Linked DNA regions of Homo sapiens: region 2 is linked to region 1. Evidence: read pairs that join two places in POLR2A ChIA-PET (ENCODE). Cell type or tissue: endothelial cell of umbilical vein. All regions are shown on one strand. Links, peaks and the distances in the headings refer to the core of each region. The heading gives the core; the rest is flanking DNA. Region 1 overlaps SETD5 (SET domain containing 5). Region 2 overlaps THUMPD3-AS1 (THUMPD3 antisense RNA 1).

Region 1 (5,387 bases), core at 228-5,227:
GTCGTACAATCTCCTATTTTGGTCCTTTAAGGAGTGTAGGCAATTATTTATTACAGATAAGTAATGAAGTCTGAGCTGCAAATAATATGAACTAGGCTCTTGAATTGAAATTCCTTCTTGATAATTCTAATGCTGGGTTGCAGTCTTTCTGTTTCCATCTTTTCCAACTAGCAGAGACTTAACGAAAACCAAAAACGTGTCTAGGACTGTAACTTCAGATCTGGTAGAAAATGCATTTCTTTAAGCTTTTTTAACTTGGTTCTGCTTTTATACTTGTATCTATAGCACATCCTTAAATTTCTACGGGCAACAGATAGAAATTCCATTTAACACAAGTCCCTGTTATATTCTCCAAGTGTATCTGACTATCCTTAATCTCATTTATACAGGCTCTACTCAAGCACTTTTATCTATGTGTCATGGTTAGTCTTTAGGAAGAGTTTAGGCTGCATACACAGGATTATCATAACAAGACTATTTAAATAGGATCTTTAAAAACTGTTTAAGTCATTGCTTTATTGTGTGCTGTTCACATATCAAGATTCTATTTTTTAAAATACAGCTTTTTATGAGGCAAAATAAAATGAAATGGAATGTTTTAGCTAGAATAGAATTTGGCTTTATAGCAGTGAAGAAGAGTTCTTCTTCTAATATTGGTCTTCTTCTAATATCTCCTAATATTGGTTAGAAAGGACTTACCTAATGCAGAACCTAAGAACATTTTCATTATTCAACAAAATTGTAATAAAATTCTGAAAATCCCTCAGAGTATAAGTTAATCAGATAGATAAGAAAACCCTCCATGGGATTATTTAGAACAATGTATATTTCTAATAGGCTCACTGTTTCATATCTCACTAAAGAGGTAAGGGCCTGGCCTTGTAAGTTAAAAACTTACCAGTATAGGACAAATTAAAGTTGTATCTGTATAGTTGTACTCAGATTCTTATGCTATTTATTTTTATTTTTATCATTATTATTCTGCAACTTCTGAAAAGAAGAGGAGTTCAGGTATTTGACAGAACATTTTATGATATCCCTAGAGTTTCTAAATTGAATCATAGTTTTTAAGAAGCATTTTGCATTTTTTAGTTCCTCAGTTGGTATTTTAAAAACATTTATAAGTGGCCAACAAGGCTCTCAGTAGTGTTTCACCTTGTTCTCTCTAAACTCCTCTTCTAAACACAATGTGTATAGGGCATTTGGTCTCCAGACTTCTTAGAAAAACCAGTCTGACTGATAATGAAACAGTGTGCTTTGCATTGATAATTAATATTTCATTTTATACACTGGAGCATTATCTGTAAATCTCCAAACATAGCATTGAAATTTAGTTGAACCGGGACTCGGTGAAAATCTGCTCAGTGTTCAGTACTGTACTATAAGCTTTCTTCACATACATTATCTCACTTACCATGCATGAAATTGGGATCATTGTCCTAAATTTATATATCCAGAAGCTTTGTCTCAGAAATGTTTGGTAACTTGTCCAAAGTGAAGCAGCTAATAAGTGACACAGCCAGATTTCTTCTGGTGGGGGATAGTAGGGGTTCACAGGGTCTCACTGTTGTCCAGGCTGGAGTGCAGTGGCATCATCACAGGCTCACTGCAGCCTTGACCTCCTGGGCTCAAATGGTCCTCCTACCTCAACCTCTCGTGTAGCTGGGACCACAGGCACACCACCACGCCTGGCTAATATTCATATTTTTTGTAGCGACAGGGTTTTGCTGTGTTTCCTAGGCTGATCTCAAACTCCTGAGTGCAAGGAGTCTGCCCACCTTGGCCTCACATTCTGCTGGGATTACAGATACGAGCTACTGAGCCCAGCCTCACAGCCAAGTGTCAAGCCAGGGCTTCTGGACTCCAAAACCTGTATTGCTTCCTTGCTCTTTCGCCATAATAGCGAGACCTTTAAAATATTTATCCATCTTTGAGCCTCCCAGAAAACTCCTTTGCAATATATTTTAATAGAGGTTCAGAGAAGGGAGAAATGTTCTTTTGATTTTAACAACTTGCTGAGTAGGTGCATCTAAAATTAACTTATTATCCATGAGGTTAATTGTATCTTGTTAGATACAAACAAATGTCCATGTTCCTTTTTTATATGAGTCCTGAAATATTGTAAAATTATACAACAGAACCTGGAGGAGTAGGTTTGATTGTATTTGCTGTGTTTCACCTCATAGCTAACCATGGTAGCATCTTTCTTCTAGAATACTCCTGTTCTGATTTTATGTTCCCTTTTTGTAGTCATCAGATCCAGAATGTAAATTATTTTACAAGTACATCTACTAGACCCTGGAAATATTAAAAAATTACTCAGATAGGAAAGCTTAGTGACCCCAAATGAGTGTTTTCTGCTTTGAAAAGAAAAACTTAAAGGTGGCCATAACAAAAGATTTTTCACTCCTGAGCCTAATTTTTCCATTTATAAAATGAGTGCTTTGGACAAGATGACTTCTAAGTTCTCTTCTAAGCTTTAAGGCTATATGTATGGTTCTGACAATTCATCTTTACATCATTATTCTGTATCTAAGATAGTTCATTCTTCGGATTTTTTATTTTGTTTTTGTGTTTGCTTTTCAGAGACCTGGTTGTATCCTAAAATGTTTACGTGATTCAAATTACCATTGAGAGCTCTTTTTTATATCCTTGTTCACTCTTCCTTCCAAGTGTTTACAGGTTTACAGTTTCAGTTTTGCTTTCATTTGGCCAGCCACAATGACATTTGTATGATGTAAGATTTTTTTTTTTTTTTTTTTTTTTTTGGTAAAATTTTTGTGGATTGTTTCCTAGGTTTCTAAGAGGGAAAATCTATGAGAATTGCTCTCTGGTGAAGAGAGTATTTACTTACCTGTAATACATGTTCTCTAAAGGTATAAATTATAATAATTCACCTTTGCTCTTCCTATTGGGGGAGGGTCTTACTCAGAAATTGATGTTTATCAAAATTCGATCTGTCTTATGTCAGGGCAGGAGAGCCACAGAGTGGTGAGCAACCTACAACTGTATATCTTAAGAGAACACAATTACAGGTAAGAAATTTTCTGTCTTCCACAGGATACATAATCTTATTATCCTAATCTTTGCAGGTTTACTATCTGGCCTAAATTTATTTCTTGTCAGTTTATTATTCTAATCTTTACTACCAAAAACTTGTGACTGATAGGTCTTCTTTTTGACTTTTTCCCTTTTTTTTGATTTCTACTGAAGCTCATTTCGTGATTTGCATTACTCATGCATAATTTAACCAAACTACTTGTTGGAGGGGGGAGTCCCATAGGTTATTTCATTTGAAATAAACCTTTTGGAAACGCTTTTGGTACCTGTAGTGAAGAGCTATTAATCCTCATCCAAAATCTTCCAATGAATCTTTTTTATTACCTCTTCACACGTCTCTAGCACGGGGCAGACAACTTTTAAGAGATCTTTATCTTCCTTCTAGGCGCTTATTTTATATATTAGTTTTATTCTATACGATCACAGTCTCTCCTAAATAAATGTTAAGATTTCTTCCTCAGTCTTGCCATTTTACACCATCCCAAATGGTATGAAAAGTTGAATAGCAGTCATTTTTTATTGGTTTTTGTCTTTTGATGGGATCTCATTATATGTAATCCAGATTTCCTCAAGTTTTTCAGTTAAAAGGAATTGATAGGACAATGTTCCAATATGCTGAGACACAAGACAATAAAATGCTTGACTGTGTAACTGAATTAGTGTGTTGAATTGTATCACTCACCAGTTGATGTACATTTAAAACAGGTGCACTAAATAGTTTTAGATAATTATTGATAATTCTCTGGTTCTTTTCAATTATAGCGCTGGATAAAACAAGCCTTAGAAGAAGGGATGACTCAAACATCATCTGTACCCCAAGAGACTAGAACTCAGCACCTATACCAAAGCAATGAGAATAGTAGCTCTTCTAGTATCTGCAAAGACAATGCAGGTACGTATCTAAAACCTTTCTGATTATATGACCAATGATTGTTTCAGGTCTGCATAAAAAATTTAAGTATGAGTATTTCTGATACAAAAAGAAATGGCGTGTTTTCTAAATAGTTACTTTACATCTGTCTTTACAGAGGAAGAGAGAGATCTCAAGTCAGGGATCAGTTTTCCCAGGACGACAAAGAAGGACTAGACAGTGTACAGATAACAGCAGAAATGGTTATAAAAAAGGTTAGATACATTTAAAGTAGTAAGTTTAGGAAATTTATATTCATATTTATAAGATGGGGCAAGGGCAAGAAAGTGGTGGAACACTAATATTCAGGAAAGAATTAAAATTCTGAGTGATTAAGTTGGGTGGGACATGGTTGAGGGAGCAGGGGATGAATGAAATAAGTGAAAAATTATTATCAATTGATTGTTTTCAAAGGGGCTTGTATAATTAGCATACAATTTTTAAAAGAACAGCCGGGCGCTGTGGCTCGCACCTGTAATCCCAGCACTTTGGGAAGCCAAGGTGGGTGGATCACCTGAGGTCAGGAGTTCGAGACCAACGTGGCCAACATGGTGAAACCCTGTCTCTACCAAAAATGCAAAAATTAGCTGGGTGTGGTGGCAGGTGCCTGTAATCCCTCCCTAAACAGGAGGCTGAGGCAGTGGAGAATCACTTGAACCCGGGAGGTGGAGGTTACAGTGAGCCAAGATCACGCCACTGCACTCCAGCCTGGGCGACAAGAATGAAACTCCGTCTCAAAAAAAAAAAAAAAAAAAAAAAAAAAACAAATTTTTTAAGACAGCTTTAAATCTAAAGTCTTTGTGCATTTTTAAACTAGATGTCAATGAAAAATCATCTGTTCCATTGGTTTTGACAGTGACTTGCAAAGGATGTAATTGAAAGCACTTGTGATATCTTAATGTATTTTGTGACAATCTTTTTACCAGTTTCTCCTGCAAATATCAGCTTAATTGAAAAGTTCTTTGTGATTTTCATAACTTTTCTCTAAATCAGTTTTTTAAATATTAGACAATCAAAATACCAAAGTAAATTAGATGCTAAAGCAACCTTTCAGGTTGCAACAAACAGAATATTTCACATTTTCATAAAAAACCCACTTCATTGTTCCTGTTTACCAACTTGCTGAATAAATGTAATGAACTTGAATTTAATTAGATAAATTTTTAGTAGCAGATATTGCAACTAAAATCAGAACTTTTCTTAAAGTTCTTACTTCATTTGGATTTTACTTCTTTTTAGATTTTATTTCAGAAAACGTGAATTGCCTTTTTTTCTTTTTTTCTTTTTTTTTTTTTTTTTTTTTTGAAATGGAGAATCAAGCGATTCTCCCTGCCTCAGCCTCCCGAGTAACTGGGATTACAGGCGCCCGCCACCTCACCCGGCAAATTTTTATATTTTGAGTAGAGACGGGGTTTCA
Region 2 (5,325 bases), core at 326-5,325, 60 kb before region 1:
ATTTTTAAATTTGGATATTTTGGGAAAATATTTAAACCACTATTGCAAACAAAACAACAAAATGTACTTATGTTTATACTTAGGCACAAAGAAAACTACAGTATTTTAAAGTAACCATTACACAATATTGAGGTTGCAAAGATTACTGAAGGCATAACCTAAAAAATGAGTTGATTTCTAAAAATGGGAAAAAGGAAAAAAATAATTTCTAAAAACAAGTATGCATACCTAAACCTACCTAATGACACCTTAGAAAATTCAAGTATAGCACCATTCATTAACATCAATGAGGATGTCATCACACATCATGTAGCCTCTGCACACCGTGAGAATAAATGAAAAAGACAGGCATCTTGCTATCATGACAATAGTTTTGACCTCGCAGACCTCTCTGTGCTTACGCAACGGATAAAGCCATAAGAACTGTCCTGCCCTCAAGGAGCAACCTAAAGTAGGAAAAAAAAAACAAAATTACACAATTATTATTTACAATTGTGAGAAGAGCTCTTGACAACATTCAAATGGAGGATACAGTGTAGTAAGGGTGAGGGTATCAAGGCTTCCTTGAGAAGTGATGTTTTGAGGCCATTCTTTCTTCTCAATAACTGGTATTTGGTTCCTGAATCCTTTAACTTCCTTACCATTGTCACTCCTAAGCCAAATCTCATTACGTCATGTCTAGACTACTGTTAAGAGAACCACTTAAGTGGTCTCTGCAGCCCTCAATTTATTGGTGTTATCTATGGGAAAATTGCTCAAACTCTAAGCCTTAGTTTCCTACCCTATAAAATGGGGTTTTATATACAAGGAACATACTAAATACACAGGTATACCTCAGAAACACGGCAGGCTCAATTCCAGAGCACTACAATAAAGCGAATCTCATGAATTTGTTGGTTTCCCAGTGCATAAATTATGGTTACACTATACCATAGTCTATTAAGAAGTGTACAATAGCATTATGTATAATTGATAAATACATCACTGCTAAAAAAATGCTAACAATCTTTTTGCTGGTGGAGGGTCTTACGCCAACGTTAACGATGGCTACTGACTCATCAGGGTGGTGGTGGTTGAAGATTACGATAGCTGTGGCAATTTCTTAAAAGACAATGAAGTTTGCCACACTGACATCCTTTCACAAGACTTCTCTGTAGCATGTGATGCTGTTTGATAGCATGATAGCATTTTACCCACAGTAGAACTTTTTTTTCCTTTTCCTTTTTTTTTTTTTTTAAACGCAAGGTCTCACTCTGTCACCCAGGCTGGAGTGCAGGGGCGCCATCTCGGCTTACTGCAACCTCCTCCTCCCTGGTTCAAGAGATTCTCCTGCCTCAGCTTCCCAAGTAGCTGGGACTACAGGTGTGCACCACACCTGGCTAATTTGGTAGAGGTGGGGTTTCACCATGTTGGCAAGGCTGGTCTTGAACTCCTGACCTCAAATGATCTACCAGTCTCGGCCTCCTAAAGTACTGGGATTGCAGGTGTGAGCCACCACACCCAGCCAGTGGAACTTATTTCAAAATTGAAGTCAACTCTCTCACACCCTGGCACTGCTTTATCAACCAGGTTTCTGTAATTCCTAAATCCTTTATTGGCATTTTAACAATGTTCACAGCAACTTCACCAGTAGATTCCATCTCGAGAAACCACTTTCTTTGCTCATCCCTAAAAAGCAACTCCTCATCCATTCAAATTTGATCATGAGATTGCAGCAATTCAGTCACATCTTCAATGCTTTACTTCCAGTTCTAGTTCTCTTCCTGTTTCCACACCTGCAGTACACAAAAAGCATTCAATAACTATTACTTCATTTCTTCTACCTATGTTTCCATTAGCTTTTGCCTATAGTACGCACTAGAGTATGTTACCATTATTTGTTATAAGTAGTACCTCATTATTACACTATTCGTAAGCAATACCTCAAGGTCTAAGATTAGATTTTAAATCAAGGTCAGTAAAAATAGAAAAGGCTGTGAAGACTGTTGACTGACTTTACCAGAATCCATACACTAGAGGTGAGATTAGTTAGGTGATGAAATAACCATTCTATAAACATGATCTGAAACTCTGTTACTGTTGTCAGCAGGAAAAGCCAATGTTACATATGTTTAAAAAAGAAAAAAAAAACCCAAAACCAGAAAACAAAAGGTGACAAAGTATCAAGACAAAAGGTCACTGATGACTGATCTCTAGGAAAAGCTGGAAAGCAGGATTATTAAATGTAACCACGACTAAGATAAAAATCAGAGACAGAAAAGTCTTTGTCACCAAGAAGATATACTCCATGAGAGAGCAGAAACAATTCATCAGGTTTAACCCTGCTCTAGATAAAATAAAACTATCTGATTCAATACTCACACTTCTCTAATAATCCAATACATTATCCCATCTCAAGAAGAGAGAGTCACAGATAAGAAAAAAAAGGCTTCTTGAGAAGTATGTGCTCTAATATAAACTAATATGCCACTAAGAAAGCAACCTGCAAAGTCCAGTACCAGACTTCTGGATTTGTGACCTAACAAGGTGCTCTACAATTAACCTAACAGTCAAACCAGAGTGTTGTAAAAGAGAATTATGTAATTATGCCAAACCTCCACTCACAAAAAATATATGGAAGTAACCTAAGTTTACATTTTGCAAATCTCACACACACACTAGCCCTGACAAAAGTTTCACCAGCTTTCTCATCCAAGTACAAGCGTGTAATATACTTAATAAATTTGTCTTATAAGGGTAAGAAATAGTATGTAACTACTTGAAAAGGAGATAGGTAGCTGGTTAATTTAAACAAAAAGCCCAAGGAAGTAAGGTGCAGGAAAAGGATAACTGCAATGATTAGTACAGGAAACCCAAAGAAGAACTGAATGGTGGGATAGATGTACTCAGAGACCATGAGGCATCAGTTTCCTCTATGAATAGAATATTAGGAGATGTAGGTTAAATGGGACCCTGAAGTCTCTCCCAAAAAGCCTTGTTTATATGTTTTCTGAGCTTAACTATTACTTGAGAATCAATTTCACGTATAAACCAACAAAACTAACATTTATTGAGCTTCCAGCTCTGTGCTTAGGCACTGAAAAATCACTTTCCTTAAGGATTGCAATTAAGCAGGAGAAACACAAATAAGGTGAACTTCTCTTGTTCGAAAGAATATATTTCAACATTCCTTTTAAAAGGAAAACCTGACCTGCAAGTTTCCAAAAATATTAATTACTATTCCTCTTTGCCTCTCAAAATTCCCATTCTGTTATTTTTTAGGAGGAGGAAAAAACAGTTCATTTGAGGAAAAATTGAGGGTCACATACTATACAATTGAGAAGAGTTTCTCTGAAACTGTAATCATTTTTGGCAGGTAAATAGGCATATCCGAGTCAGCAAATGAACTTGAAGATACTGAGTTATACTGCCTGCCCTGTGGGGTTCCACCTTCCCCAAAAGAATTCAGAATTTTTGGGTGATCTGAGAATCTACATTAAGACAACTGTCTCCACACACAGGAGGCCTGAAGATCGCTGACATAAGGGTCTTTTTAAAAAGTATATTTAATGGCCTAGGGCGGTGGCTCACACCTGTAATCCCAGGACTTTGGGAAGCTTAGGGCAGGAAGATCACTTGAGCCCAGGAGTTCTAACCTGTGCAGCACAGCAAAAACCCATCTCTACAAAAAAAAAAACACAAAAAAATTAGCTGGGCATGGAAGCGTGTGCCTGTAGTTCCAGCTACTCAGGAGGCTGAGGCAGGAGGATCACTTGAGCCCAGGAAGTCAAGGCTGCGTGAGCCATGATCATGCCATTGCAATCCAGTATGTGACACTAAGACTCCGTCTCAAAAAAAAAAAAAAGATAATTAAAATGTGTAAGATACTGTATTAGCAATATAAAAAGCATTTGGTGTTAAAATGTTGGTATTATAATTCCTCAGGATAAAACTTACTTTGTGATTGTTTTCTATAACTCAAGATATGATGCTTAGAGCTCCTCCAATCAAGTGTTTCCAGGAAGTGAAAACTTGTAGGACAGAAATTTAGGCTGGGTTCATTTGTATCACACAGACCTATTCTTCATTCAAGTTCTGATATATTTAACTATGTAGCTCCTGTAACAGTTTAATGGAATCTCACCTCCCTAAAATTCATTATGCATTTTTTTTTGAAATCCAAACTCATTAACGCTTGCTTTCACTGTTGTCCAAGGCAGGCACATCTTTAAAAATGGTTTGTTGGACTTAGCTTTCAGCTAAATATATAATAAATAAAACAAAACAAGCAGTTAAATGAAATGTAATGGGCCAGAGAGCTTCAGCTTTTATTTCCTTACTGCTCAGTAAAAAGAGAAAACCATCAATGTCCACGTATTCTGTAATCCACAGAACAAGTCCGGGGCTACAGCTATACTGTCCACAGTTGCAATTCAAATTAGATAAAAAATAAAAATTCAGTTCTTTAGTCATACCAGCCACTTTTCCAATGCTCAAGATTAATAAAATGTCAAACCATAAAGACATTTACATGTCGCTCACTCCATTTACTTAAAGTTGGCTAGACATCAGAGTATACTAGGAGCTCAGGAGTACAAGACACTATTCCTTCAAAAAGCTCAGAATAGTTAAGGTAATTTAAATCAGCAATGACAACAACCCCAGAATTACTATGACCCACGCAGTACAAACTGCTCAGGAGTCAGAAGAAAACTGCTTTTTTAAAAGGGCAGTTTGGGTCATAGAACAACAGACCATGGAAGGCATGACCAAAGGGGAGATGACATTTGAATCTGCAGGATTAAAAGCAGCAAGGGTAGCATTCCAAAAAGAACCACCCCACAAAGATATATGACGTCTCTATGATTTGGGTAACTGCAATTCATTCCATGTGACTTCAGGAGAGAGGTCATATTTGTGTGTGTAGTATGTGGAAAATAGTGAAAAATGAAAAAGCTGTTAAATTGAGGAAAGTCTATCCAGGGACCTTATGCATCACATTCACGAGAACAGAATTCATCCTGTAAACCAGGGGTGTCCAATCTTTCGGCTTCCCTGGGCCACACTGCAAGAACTGTCTTGGGCCACATATAAAGGACAGCTGATGAGCAAAAAAAAAAAACAGACAACAACAACAAAAAAAACACCCCGCAAAAAAAACTCCTAAAACTTTAAGAAAGTTTACGAATTTGTGTTGGGTCGCATTCAAAGCTGTCCTGGGTCCCATGCGGCCCGCGGGTTAGACAACTTGCTGTAAACAGTACAAGCCAGTAATGGAGTTTCACCTGTCATTTTCATGCTCTATCTTCCTTTAGGACAATCATCCTAACAAGATGTAAGATGGAT

The links. ChIA-PET counts read pairs that join two places held together with the same protein. Peaks named below come from ENCODE experiments on the same cell type or tissue, not always from the same donor. Only the 100,000 strongest peaks of a DNase experiment are listed, where the experiment ranks them.
Region 2: POLR2A ChIA-PET joins it to region 1 with 7 read pairs; 16 of 35 experiments call an interaction of 5 or more read pairs at or near these places.

The regions. Positions count from the first base shown.
Region 1 is chr3:9,449,917-9,455,303 of GRCh38, forward strand. SETD5 (SET domain containing 5) reads left to right here. Exons shown (of 23, transcript NM_001080517.3): 17 at 3,823-3,952. Among named protein-coding and RNA genes, the nearest start is that of SETD5, 55 kb to the left of the region's middle. In endothelial cell of umbilical vein, for the core only: no CTCF peak of the experiment used is centred there; no DNase peak of the experiment used is centred there.
Region 2 is chr3:9,390,052-9,395,376 of GRCh38, forward strand. It overlaps THUMPD3-AS1 (THUMPD3 antisense RNA 1), which reads right to left. Exons shown (of 4, transcript NR_132781.1): 2 at 239-446. Among named protein-coding and RNA genes, the nearest start is that of THUMPD3-AS1, 3.9 kb to the right of the region's middle. In endothelial cell of umbilical vein, for the core only: no CTCF peak of the experiment used is centred there; no DNase peak of the experiment used is centred there; H3K27ac peaks cover 356 bases.